Linked DNA regions of Homo sapiens: region 1 is linked to region 2. The links are chromatin contacts, found by Hi-C or POLR2A ChIA-PET in ENCODE. All regions are on one chromosome and are shown on one strand. The core of a region is the stretch at or near the end of the contact, and the rest is flanking DNA. Distances in the headings are between cores, read along the strand shown. Region 1 holds the start of LEMD3 (LEM domain containing 3). Region 2 holds the start of PRANCR (progenitor renewal associated non-coding RNA).

Region 1 (6,537 bases), core at 1,358-3,857, 5.1 Mb after region 2:
GCCTCATCTTATAGATTAGGAAAGTTCAGAAGCTTTAACTCTGACTCTCTCCCCTTTGCTCAAGGTGCTTAACCACTCTAACCTACAAGAAGGCTCTTGCTCAACTCAAGGCCTTAATCTCTGCTCAGAATGGTCTACTGTTTCTCCACAAGGCTGTCTCCTTCTGCTTCAGGTCTCACCTCAAATAGTACCTCCTCCGTTCAATCTAAAGTAGTGTACACCTACGTCAGTGTAGTCTGGTAAATTTTTTTAAAAAAGGAAAAAAAATAAAGTTGTGTACGCCAATTACTCATCTTTATTTCCTTCAGAGAACACAAAATGGTCTGTATTCATCTTCTTTTTGTGTTTAAGGGCAGAGATACTTTGATTATGACAATGAACACACCTGCCTACAGTCATTTAGCAAGTAAATAGTAGGACCTGGAAACCAATCCAAGGAAATCTGACTGCAAGCTCCTGCACTGCCCTACCACTACTTTTTGTACAGATGATAGGGAAAGTGCTTTGGGCTGGGAAATAAATTAAGAGGTGTGCCTTGCTGCTTTTTTATATTCATTCACTATAAAGAAATTATACATACAGTTAATACCACAAAATATTTAATCCGAATTTATGCATACAGTTAATATTATAAAATAATTCGAATTTCAAGAGCTATTACATTGCCTATTAGAATCACAACTCAATTTGGAAAAACACTACATTTATAATGTGCCTTATCCTAATACTTCAAATTTGTTAAGTAACTGGCATCTGCGCAAATAGTCTTTCAGGGCTAAAAGAGAATTGTCACATATACAAATGAGTTTTACTAACAAGCTTATAATATTCTTTTAAAAATTGTTTTGAATTTCACAATACATCATGCAGAAAACTTTTAAAACCAGCCATATGACATCATTTCGATAATGGTGTTCTTTAAGAAAGATGACACATGCACGCACTGTTGCGTTTTTGCTGTTAAACCATATTCTTGCAGGTAAGTCACTTCATGTAAAACGCTAAGCGCGGCTAAAGCGGACCACTAACAACATTCTCTTTGTTACCTTACCCACAGGATTTAATACTTACTGCTGAGTTCTCCATCCTCAGATACTCCTGTCCCTCTCATTCCTAGGTAAGTCAGTCCCAGTATTAGGAAAAATAAGCAGGCAGCAGTTAAGAGAAACATCGACAAGTAGTGGGCACTGAAACTCCCTGTTGGGGACACCTCCTCCCGTTTAAATTGCTGGAGAAGTTCCTCTTCGGGTTCGGAAAGCTTCGGTTTGTTGTATGTGTTTTTCAGGTAGGTATGATTGGAGCCCGTATGATTGGCGTGATTGATCCTGAGTGAACTAGAGGCGGCCACCGCCGCACTGGGAGGGAGACTGTTAGAATAAATCCTGGGGGAGTCCACACTGAAGGCCCCACCGCCAATATGATTATTGGTTTTCAGAAGGGAGCCTGTTGACGAATCCAAGGTTGAGTCCATGTCAGTAAGTGGCGGGGGCAGGAGAGGGGTCAGTTTCTTAGCGTTAACACGGTATCTAGGAACGGGGCTGGAGTCCACTTGATCACACCCTCCTCCCTGCTCCGCGGCCGCCGCCTCTTCGAGGTTTCGGCTCCTGTCTAGACTCCCGGCAGCCGCCGCCCTGTCATTCATCGCGAGTCCTCCCCCTCCCTGAACTGAAGTCTCCAGCCTGCCGCCGGCCGATTTAGCAGTCAGCGGGGGGAGAGGCTTACTATGGGTTCGTCTGGGCCGATGCCGGGAAAGGGAGTCGTCCTTTAATACCTGTCTGCTGGAGGCCACGTCGTCGTCGTCCTCTTCCTCTGAGTCCGAATAGTTTTCCCGGCAGCTGTAGGGGACAAGCCGGCTGCCATTCACGGTCCGGCTCGCCCAGAGCGGCTCCTCGGTCTCCGGGTCCCTCTCCTCACCGTCCTCTCCCTCCCCTTCCTCGTCCTCCACTGCTCCATCTTTCCCCGGCGGGGTCTGCAGCTCGGGGCCCGCCGGCCTCCTGGCCCCCCACCACGAGTGGGGCTTCCTTCGCTCTGCAGAGTTGCTGTTAGTCACCTCGCTGGCGGCCAGGGGCGCCGGCGGCGCTTTGAGCCCGCGGTACTGGAGCGAAGCCCGGTCTTTCCTCCCGCCGCCGCCGGCCTGGTCCCGGGGACTGGCCTCCACGTCCGACTCGTCCGAGCTGAAGCCCAGCAGCACTTTGCTGCCAGCCGCGGGGGCGGCGGAGGCGCCCCCGGGCCCTCCCAGGAGGCTCTCTGGGCCAGAGGCCGAGATTCGGCACAGGCCCCCAGGAGTCCGTAAGTAGGAGAGGTCGCCCGAGACCGGCCGGACCCCCATCCCCGCGGCCGCCGCCGCCGCTGGTCCCGCGGCTGCGACCGTGGCGGCTGCCGTGTTATTGTTATTACTGTTCCGCGTCTTGTTGCCGCGGCCCCCTGACCGGTGCTGTTGCTGCTCTTCCTCTCGAAGCTTCTTCAGCTTCTTGAGGTAGACCGGGCGGGTGCTCTCCGTCACTGGTCCGGGAGACAGGCCGTAACGGCGGAGCTGAGAGAAAAGCTCCTCATCCGAGAGCTGCTGAGGCGCCGAAGCTGCTGCCGCCGCCATTTTCTCTCCAGGGTGTTTTACAAGCTCCGCGCTACCGGAAGTGACGCGCCGCCCTAGACCCTGAACTAGACCGCGCTGCGTCGCCCTCCCAGCGCCGCGGGCATCTCGGCCAATGGGAGGCGCGGGAGGAGCTCACCTGAGCGGGAAAGAGCCACCTGAGCAGCGCGCGGCTCCCACGGCGGAGACTGTTTCTACTCTCTCACCTTGAGGTGTCGGCGCATTCTCCCCCTGCTCTCTATCTCATCTCCAGCTGTTCTCCGCCCTGCCCTTCCAAGTGCCGTTCCCGGGAGCTGTCTCTTACTAAACCACACCTTGACCTCACCTTCCTAGGTTCCTGCCACCGGGCAGTAATAACTGAAATCTACCTTGAAGTTTATGGCGTAAGTTTTCTTTACATCTGGATTCCCAATGCCGAGGGAGCCTAGACCTACTGAAAGAAATTCTGCTGGCCAGACTAGATTGGCAGCTTTCCCGTCTGACTTCAGGTTGTCTATTTTCAGTTCGTCTTTAGCTTGACCTACCAAAAAAAAAAAATTTTTAAGTGACTTTCTCTCGCTGCTCTTTTTGAGAAGCCTCACCTCTCTCATTCTGAGAAGATACGGAGTACACCAATCACAATACAATTTTCTTCTAGCGTAATGGCTGTTCATTCATTAGTTAATTGTAAGATATTATCTTTTTTTCCTTTTTTGAAACCTAATGACTTTACTACGTCAGCACTTGAAAGTGAAAGAGCTTGTCTGCTTCATTCTAAGACTCTCAGAGACATAACACATGATCCTATTTATTTCCTTCTTAGCACCTTTCCAACCAATAGTTATTTATCAGTTATTAATAAATATTTGTTTACTTTCAAAATTATTTATTGTCCTATCCTTTTGGACTATAATAAGCTCCATGTGTGGAGGAACCTTGCTTCTGTTACTCACAATACTAGTAGAAGCTCAATAAATATTTGTTGAATGAATTAAAGAATTGCAAAGAGAGGATAGTATGAGATGAATATTTTGAAATAAGACTAGTGCCAGGTGAGGTGGAGAAACCTTCACACAAAGTCAAAAAAACAAGGACAAGACCTGGAACCCCAACTCTGCCATTTACAGAATAGGAAATGAATCCCAGAGAGGTGAAATGTGCCCCATGTGGTGAAGATCTTGTCCCATTTTCCCATTTCCCCAAACCTTGGCAGACAGACAATTCTTTAGTACTTCAATCCTAGTAGCTACAAAATACTACAATAATTTTTTGTTGTTGAATGAGTTATTTTACCTATTACATTACCCTATACACCTGTACAGAAAAACGTTAGTCAAAAGCATAAATACGGCCGGGCGCGGTGGCTCACGCCTGTAATCCTAGCACTTTGGGAGGCGGGGCGGGGGGCGGGGGTCAGGGGACGGATCACGAGGTCAGGAGTTTGAGACCAGCCTGGCCAACATGGTGAAACCCCGTCTCTACTAAAAATACAAAAAAATTAGCCGGGCGTGGTGGCAGGCGCCTGTAATCTCAGCTACTCGGGAGGCTGAGGCAGGAGAATCGCTTGATCCCGGGGAAGGCAGAGGTTGCAATGAGCCGAGATCGCGCCACTGCACTCCAGCCTGGGCAACAAGAGCGAGACTCCGTCTCAAAAAAAAAAAAAAAAAAAAAAAAAAAAGCTTTTCTGTGGAGGACACTTCCTTGTCCTCTATCATTGAGACTTTAAGATTTATAAATGTTCCTGAATCTATGACTGTTATGCACTTATAAGAGAGTTTTGAACAGTAAACTATAGTGGCTATGATGATGATGACCCAGATTTTATTGCCATAATTATCTGGGTGGGAACTAAAATTATTATAAACTTAGTGGACTTGTGTCTCCATGTAGCAGAGTGGTTAAGCTGTGAGCTTTGGAGTTAAACAAAACTAGATATGGACCCAGCCCTGTCTCTTACTTTGATTCTTGGTTCAACATTTGCTTTATGCCATACTGGCTCCTCTGATAGGAATCATAGAGCTCTGTTGGCTCAGCCTCTGATTTTCATGAACCTTTAAGTGACCTCCTATAAGGACTGTTGAACCAGTTATGTTTCTGCCTGTGACTTTGGGCAAGTTAATTCATCTTTCCGAGCTTTAGTTTCTGTACAAACAGAAGACGGATGATAAAAATTCCTCAGAAGGCTGTTTTAAGGAGTAAATAAAACTATATGTATCTGCATAATGCCTAGTACCATACGTAACACAGTGTGCACTCAATAAATGTTAGTCAATAATATAAAGCTAAGCATTGTGTGCAGCCATTTCAGTAGCATGGCTCCTGAGAACTCTATGTAATAGCAGTTAAAGAAAATGCTACTCCATAGACAAAAATGGAAATGGTCAAACTTCCCTCAAGGCATTAAGTAAGTCCAATTAAGAGTTAATGAAGATGAGCCGGGCGCAGTGGCTCATGCCTGTAATCCCAGCACTTTGGGAGGCCGAGGCGGGCGGATCACCTGAGGTCAGGAGTTGGAGACCAACCTGGGCAACATGGTGAAACGCCATCTCTACTAAAAAAAATACAAAAATTAGCCGGGCGTGATGGCGGGCGCGTGTAATCCCAGCTACTCAAAAGGCTGAGGCAGGAGAATGGCTTGAACCCGAGAGGCGGAGTTTGCAGTGAGCCGAGATAGCACCACTGCACTCCAGCCTGGGCGACAGAGGGAGACTCCACCTCAAAAAAAAAAAACAAAACAAACAAACAAAAAAACTACAAAAAAAAAATTAGCCAGGTGTGGTGGTGCATGCCTGTAATCCCAGCTACTCAGGAGGCTGAGGCAGGAGAATCGCTTGAACCCGGGAGGCAGAGTTTGCAGTGAGCCAAGATCATGCCACTGCACTCCAGCCTGCGTGATGGACCAAGGCTCGGTCTCAAAAAAAAAAACAAAACAATTTTTTTTTAAAATGTGGATGATATTGCCTACCCTACCTGGCAGACAATTCAATCAATATTTGTTGAGAATGATGAACGAACACTGTATGTGAAAATGTTGTTCAAATATTTTGTTTACAAGTTAGGTATTATCAGATATTAATAATAACGACAACTATGATTGATATACTACTTTATACTTTTCAAAGAACTTTCATATACATGACCTTGTTTGATCTACAAGAAACCTTTCCTCTCTGAAGATACTAGAGCATGATTTATTTCATGGAACTATATGGGTTTATAATTACCCTTTGTTTGGTGTTTGAGAAGACCCAACGCTTTTTCAGGAGAACCTTCACTGCCTCAACACTGTCACTGCTCACTTCCAACATTCTCCTCATTTGCTAGTGGATCTTGCTCCTGCTTCCAGACTGGCTAACACTTAAAGTATGAGGCTCTATTCTTGACTGTACCCAGATACTTGACAGGGAGTGCAATCTCAAACTCAGTCCTGCTCCATAACTTCCAAAAATCTGAGGGAAACAATTTTGATGGATTCTGGTCCAACTCTTCTTTGAGGTGCTTTTAATTTCATTTCTGCCTTAAGCCTCCTTATGAGAGACCAATGTAGCTTGGGCCACATTACTAACACGCTGTTCCTCCTACTCTCTTTCCCTACCCACCCTGTTCCCAATAGAATACCTTTCACCATGTCACCCTTTTAGCCTTGACATCAGTTTATATTGAAGAATGATATGAACGCAACATTTTGTTCAAATAAATATATTGCTGAGAGTTCATTTCATTAAAGAATGTCCTTTCTGGTCTCATTATTAGAAATAGTTGTGTTTTTCCAGAGCAACTCATTTGTTGTTGTTTTAATTTTTACTGAAATGACATTCATATAACATAACATTAATTGTTTTATATTATTTTATTTTTGAGACAAAGTCTTGCTCTGTCACCCAGGCTGGAGTGCAGTGGTGCTATTTTATGGCTGAATAATATATTTCATTGCATGAATGTGCCACTTTTTATTTATCCATTCATCC
Region 2 (6,527 bases), core at 3,940-6,439:
AAAATGTTGTATGTATCATATATGATGTAACATCTGCCAATGGCAACACCTGCAGTCAAACACGTGAACATTTCCATATGAAAATGTAGGAAAATCAGATTAAGAAAGATAATAATAATCAAATTCACAGGTATAATTCCAGTTGATATTTTCTCACCTTGCTTATTCAAAACAAAACAAAAGAAATGATCAACTTTCAGAGCTTTTTAAATTTTGGACCTCCAATAAGACACATCTCACCTTATTTCCATAAGGGCAATTTTATTCAAACTAGAGAAATCCTGCTTTCTACTAACCAATGGGCCAGGCATTAGGAGGAAAAAGGTGAGAAAAACAGAATCTATCTTCAGAAGCCCCAAATCTAATATGAGCTCATGGGTAAGTACTGGTAAACATGATACCTTGTAAAGACAAATACAAAATATCTCCTTCACATAATAGCCATAACCATACAAAATACAGCGAGAAATGCAAGAAATACAGATCTAAACATCCTGCCAGAAGCAAAACAGGGTATTAATCACTCTATTACTAACATCCTTCCCTAATTCCATACTAACTTTACACACACTTCCCTAAGAAGCTAGTTATCTATTTTTCCATATGTAATTAAGAAGCAAAACTGTAAGAAAGGATTCAAGGAAGTGAAGGAATACAGGAAGCTATTCTCCCCACCACTTTTCCAATCTGTTGCTTCAGATCTGTGGATTGTGAAACAGCACTGTCAAATGACAATCTAGCAACAGTTCAGTTTAATAGATACGTATTGAGAACCTATTAAGTATTATGCACTATAGAGGCATTCAAAACATAAACATAAACAAGTCAAGGCCATACCTCTCAGGTGCTCCCAGTCCAGATGGACAGTAAATTACAATACAGTGTGACATTCTATAATAGAAGTTTGAAGAGTAAAAAGCAATACAGCAAAGGATTTGGGGAGTCAGGAAAGATTTATGAAGAAAGTGATACCAAAGAGGAGTATGGAAGAAGTTCATCAAACAACAGAGAAGTGAAAGATACATAAAATATGCACTACCACCTGCCCCCCACACACATACATGCAATAACATACACATGAATAAAAAGAATAGGACGGGCGTGGTGGCTCATGCCTGTAATCCCAGCACTTTGGGAGGGTGAGGCAGGCGGATCGTCTGAGGTCAGGAGTTTGAGACATGCCTGACCAACATGGTGAAACCCTGTCTCTACTGAAAATACAAAATTAGCTGGGTGCATGCCTGTAATCCCAGCTACTCAGGAGGCTGAGGCAGGAGAACCGCTTGAACCCGGGAGGCGGAGGTGGTAGCGAGCCAAGATCACGCCATTGCACTCCAGCCTCAGCGACGAGCAAAACTTCGTCTCAAAGAAAAAAAAAAAAGAATAAGGAAAAGAAAATGTGCAGGGTTAAGTGGCAAATAGTCCAAAATATCTAACTATATATCTAAGTGGACTTAGATCCTGAGTCTACGCATATACAAAACCCTGAAGTGCCCAGAAAAGGAAAAATTTCCCATTTTTTCCTAAATAATTCACTTTTTTGTATTTCCATATTATATGTCATAAGCTCTTGACAAAAAGCAAACATTGTAAACTGTTTTATTACTTTATAATGCAGCACACCCCCAAGGGATATACCAACAGATACCAACAGATTTGCATCTGTATTTCAGAGAACAAGCTCTCAGAAAACACAGTACAAATTCTATTTCCAGGACATTCCTAATAGTATAGACAAAGAAAATAAATGAACAAACCACATCAGCATGATTAGTCATAAGAGTTGAATTCTAAAATAGAAATCAAAGGATGTCAAACAGAAAAACCAAAGAAATAAAAACCTAACTTTCATTCCACTTCAAGGCAAACTTTCTACAATGACATCAACTTTAGCACAGCTCTTTTCAAAATATCTGATATAAGTCACAGTGAAATTCAATCCCTTTAAGTATCACAGGTAGAAACTGCTCTTAGTAAGGAAGAACAGTCACCTGTATCATCAAGCAGAATAAGTTCTACCATAGCACTAGATCTCTTGATTAACACTGTATGTAATTCCACTCAAACATTACAGTACACCTCATATTAACTCTGCCCCTAAACTGCCCTACCTGGTACCCTGGATATTCTGCCTCTTTGTGTTACAAAATCCACTACAGATCCAGGTAACAAATAACATCATAAATGTTTGGTGGTATATTTTCCTGAAATCTCAGGAAAATAACCTGTCCTCAAATGCCTATTCAAGCAAGCACATGGCATTGTTAGTTTGCCTTCAAATATGTGATCCCAACAGAATGAACTTTCTACAGTTACAAATTTTAACAACAAAAAAAAGCTATTATTTACCACTGCTTTTAAAGAGCAAGAAAATAAATTGTAAGCTAAGTTCTTTTCATTGGTCTATTAATGCTTACTCATTATTTCATATATACATGTGAAGCATACATTTTATTCATATTATCAGAAAATCTTATGAAGTAAGTCTGTCACTAGAAAAGATAAAACTATAACTTATACAGGTTGTAAAAAATTCTGTAATGGTCTTTCAAAATACAGGTACTTTTAACACCAGTATCTACTAAAGGAATACAAATGAGAACTGGGTTAGAATCACTTCTAATAAAATCTATTCATACACCTGAAAATTTTATTTACTTTTGAACAAATAATTTTCAGATTACAATAACTGTAAAGCATCTCTGAAAAATCAAAAAGTGCAACATCCAAAGTTATAAAGCAAAAACAAAGGTAATTAGTTCTTGTAGGGAGGTATATGGGAAGTTGTATCATTCTGAATTTTTTTGTTTTTGTTTTTTGCCCAGCATCAGAAGATAAGCCACAATCTGAGTTTTATCTTCAAGAGCAGGTACTTGGGGATATAAATCACTCATACACAAGCATTTTGCCCTCATTTTTCCACCATGTAAATTAAAGTATTATAGAAATTGAAAAATTGTATAGGCTGTATTTGTTGCTTGGTTAAACAGGCAATTCTCATTCCCTGAGATCAGATTAGGTTACAGATATCTCTACATTGTATACTTAGAAAAAGATTCCTGCCAACAAATGTTTACATTAACTTATTTGTATTGATAAAGCACTAATCAAGATGCAAAAAAAACTTCAGCAGTTTCTCACTTCCTCTCTAAAATACAAAGTATTCACAAAAATTATTACAATTCAAGCTCTCAGAAAATATGAGAGAAAAGTACCTTTTTTACAGTAAGGATCTTACAAAGTCAAGAAATAAGTGAGTAGAGTGGAACATGTTTTGTCTTTAAGTGTATTTTGTATTTTTTTCTTTAGATTTAACATTATAATAGAACTACAAACTAAACAAATTCAACATACAGAGCTTACTAATTATCTTGGTCCATTATAAAACATTTCAATGAACTGGGATGTGAATATAGACACTTAACCATTTCAGCCAACTATGATTCTTAACCCTTTCAATCTGCAATAGTTACCTTACAAAATTGTGAGATTTATTCATTGACGTTTGGAAAGAACTGTTGTCAATTATGCCAAGCATTCCCAAACTCAACATCAACCTTGCATGTAAATGGATACTTTAAAATTTCTATCTCATCCCTCACCCCATACTTTATTCTTTCCATTTATATTGCTTCAAAAGGGAAATCAACAGTCACACTTATGATTCCGAGCTCTAAAAATTCCTAATATTAAGCATGACACTAAATATGTTCAACTTTGAACCTTAAATTCAAGTTGGCCTCCCTCGTGAACTGATTTTAACTGAGTACTTTTTACCATTTCGCCAAGAACTAAGGGTTCAAAGCAGTGTACTTAATTATGAGGAATTGCCCAAACGATTTTAAAAGGAGTGGGATTCTCTGACCAAGACTTTTATGAAAATGAAACAAAATATGTTGCACTCAGTCTTCCGGATGTTGAAAAGTGAAGATGTCTCCAAGGATTCGAAGGAAGTTGATGTTTAGGTTCCCTCTGAGAGGGTGGTACCCTTAATGTAAGACTTTTGTGGTAGTAATACCGTACCTACAGGCCTGGAATAAATATAAGGTCTAAAACCTTGGAAATACTTTGTATAAAAGAAAACTCCAATTCTCTTTTGCTAAGGACCACAGTTACCAAGAGTTATCAGCTTTCACCCGGACAGACAACAGTGCTTCAATGAAGAACTACAAAGGCCTCTTTTAACCCTACTCTTTTCTTCTGTTAAACTTTTAAGCGAGACCTACGACAGCAAAAGGTGGAGAGGCCCCTGCGGAAGTAGAAACCCAGGACTTGCAACTTCACAGACAGAAGCGTCTGTGGTTCCTCCGCCGCCCCAGGATCATCCGGACTCAGTCTACGACACTACGGAAGCTTCACCTTCCTGGTGCGGTGGCAGAGGCGGCATCGCAGTTGCATTCCTTCTCCCTCCACCATGCACAGCCTTCGGTATCCCAGGGCCTGCAGGATCCTGACACCCGTTAGCCAGTCCAGTGTCTCCCATCTGACACTTGCAAACACACTAACAGAAATACACATAACTGGCAGATGATATACGTGTATTGAGAGAAGGTAAGAAGCCACAGACAGCACCAGCTGCCGGGAAGGCGGCAGAGCCGTCTAAAGCGGGCTCGAGCTCGTCGGCCACGGCCACGGCCGCTGCCGCCTTCTCTTCTCCCCCAGGAAGCAGCGCGGCGGCAGCGGCTCCTCCGCGCTGGCGGGAGCCTAGGGGAGTGGAGTCTGGGGAAGCCCCACCACTCGCGGATGGGACCGGGCCTAGGATCTGGAGCTGCTGCTGCTGCAGCGGCCCGAGTACAGCGACGCTTTACGTCCGGTCCACCACCACCCCCATACACACCCCCTCCCTCCCTCCACCGCCGCCACCCCCCTCCCCGCCCGCTCCGCTCTCCGTCTCTCGATTGGAGCCGAGACAAAAGCAACGGGAAGCGGTGGGCCGGGACGCTACCGGCGGACCCTGGGCGCGACCGGACCGGCCCCGGGGCATTCCCCCGCCTTGCGGGGGCCCCGAATCTGCCGCCCCCGCCGCGCGCCCCGCTGCCAGACTTCCGAAAATTTACCAAAAACTCACCGCATGAATTTTCTTGTCCCGCGGATCCAAGATGGCGACGTATCCACCGCGGAGGCTGCTGGGAGCAAGACCTTTACCCTCTGACCGCCGCCGTGACCCCCGTCGCTCCGGCTTCCCTCCAGGCGGCAGCGGAAGGTGGGAGCGACGACTGCAAAACGGCAGCGATGGGGTGGGTAGGCAGGCCGCTTTCAGCGCGCTTCTAACAAGGTGGAGAGAGGCGCTTCACTTCCCTACCGCCCTTACCGCCGCTCCGTCTTGTCTCCCACCGACTCACAGGGAGGCTTGCTGCTCCTCCGCGGCCGTTACAGAGAGCGGGGCTTCTGCGGCCGCTACCGTTTCCCTGGGGCTAGGTTGCTTCGCAGAAGGCTCTGGCCCTGAGTCCGAGGGGGACTGCGGGGTCCAGGGGCGATGAATGGTGAGGTGGCTTCAGTCCGCCCTCCCCGGGGACGCTGAGCGTGTTCGTGTTCGTGTTTGTGTTTGTGTTTGTGTTGGACACCCCCGCCCCCGCACGTCCGCCTCGTCACTCCTCCCCTCCTCACTCCCGCCACCTGGAGCGAATCTGATCGTGTCCCTGTTTCCTCCCTCAGCTCCCGCAACCTCCGGAGCTTGTGCGCGTACTTCAGGGACCGGCACCACGTCACCGTCACCTCCTGAGTAGTGAGTTCCCCTCTGATGAAACCACTGGTGTGTTTACTCACCATCCCCACCATTTTTTTTTCCCCAACCTGATGGAAGGAAGTACATAATGGAGAGCAAGTTTTTAAAGCACGGTCGTGTCGTGTGAACTTGCTCTAGCCAAATTAGGTTTATAGCACTTTTTTTGGCTCTCATTACCTCCAGTCCCCACATAAACAAGAGTGACCAGCTGGGTCATCCGCAAGACCGTTTGAAATTATTGTGGCTTGGGTGGAAACTTAAAGGAGTGAAGTATCTGCTTTCCAGAAAAATCGTTGTCATTCAAAGTGAAATTAAACTTGTTTTCTTTGCAATAATTCGCCTTTATTTCCTTGTATATCTGTAAACTCTTCACTTTTTTGTAATTACTAGACAATTCGGACTTAAAAAGAGCCTCAGCATGTGTATTTTGGAATTGTGTAGCTTCATAATGTGAAAATTATTCTTTTCTATTTGAGTAAAGTACAGTTAATTTGAAGTAAATAAAATTTCTATTTCCATTGGTTGTTTCTTTTAAAAAGTCACCTTTTACTTACAAAAGAATCACTGTAATCCAGTTTACATTTATCATTGAAGGTCAAAAGCAAGAAATAGGAAGAAACACAAGCATACTATAAAATAAAAGGTAACTGTCATGTTTTTGAAGGTAAGGTGTTTTGACATATCAGCAGACATTGTGTGAATTTATTTCAACTCCTAGTGGTACTGGTGTAGGTAGAAAATGTTTTGCTTGGTTATTCATTTCATCAAACACTCTACTTCACTGTTTTTTTTTCACTTCAGG

The links. Hi-C counts contacts between places; a loop is a spot of excess contacts on that map. ChIA-PET counts read pairs that join two places held with the same protein, here RNA polymerase II (POLR2A). Pooled maps may share reads with other maps.
Region 1: a pooled map shows a loop between it and region 2 (19-fold over the local background). The contact joins the promoter of LEMD3 here to the promoter of PRANCR in region 2. A Hi-C loop is called at or near these places in 1 of 168 maps with a recorded cell type or tissue (naive thymus-derived CD4-positive, alpha-beta T cell) and 10 of 50 pooled maps. POLR2A ChIA-PET finds 5 or more read pairs at or near these places in 1 of 52 experiments (activated T-cell).

Annotation. Positions count from the first base shown.
Region 1 is chr12:65,165,653-65,172,189 of GRCh38, reverse strand. It overlaps LEMD3 (LEM domain containing 3), which reads right to left and starts at 2,607. Exons shown (of 13, transcript NM_014319.5): 1 at 1,072-2,607. The coding sequence starts at 2,593. It overlaps LOC124902953 (a long non-coding RNA gene), which reads left to right and starts at 2,774. Exons shown (of 2, transcript XR_007063349.1): 1 at 2,774-2,973. RefSeq lists enhancers at 1,450-1,529, 2,440-2,589, 2,272-2,844, 3,030-3,089 and silencers at 1,523-1,726, 2,110-2,319.
Region 2 is chr12:70,242,022-70,248,548 of GRCh38, reverse strand. It overlaps PRANCR (progenitor renewal associated non-coding RNA), which reads left to right and starts at 5,189. Exons shown (of 5, transcript NR_120460.1): 1 at 5,189-5,237; 2 at 5,656-5,725; 3 at 6,320-6,368. CNOT2 (CCR4-NOT transcription complex subunit 2) reads right to left here and starts at 5,116. Exons shown (of 16, transcript NM_014515.7): 1 at 5,069-5,116. RefSeq lists enhancers at 4,387-4,526, 5,257-5,456, 4,631-5,830 and silencers at 4,827-5,086, 5,158-5,697.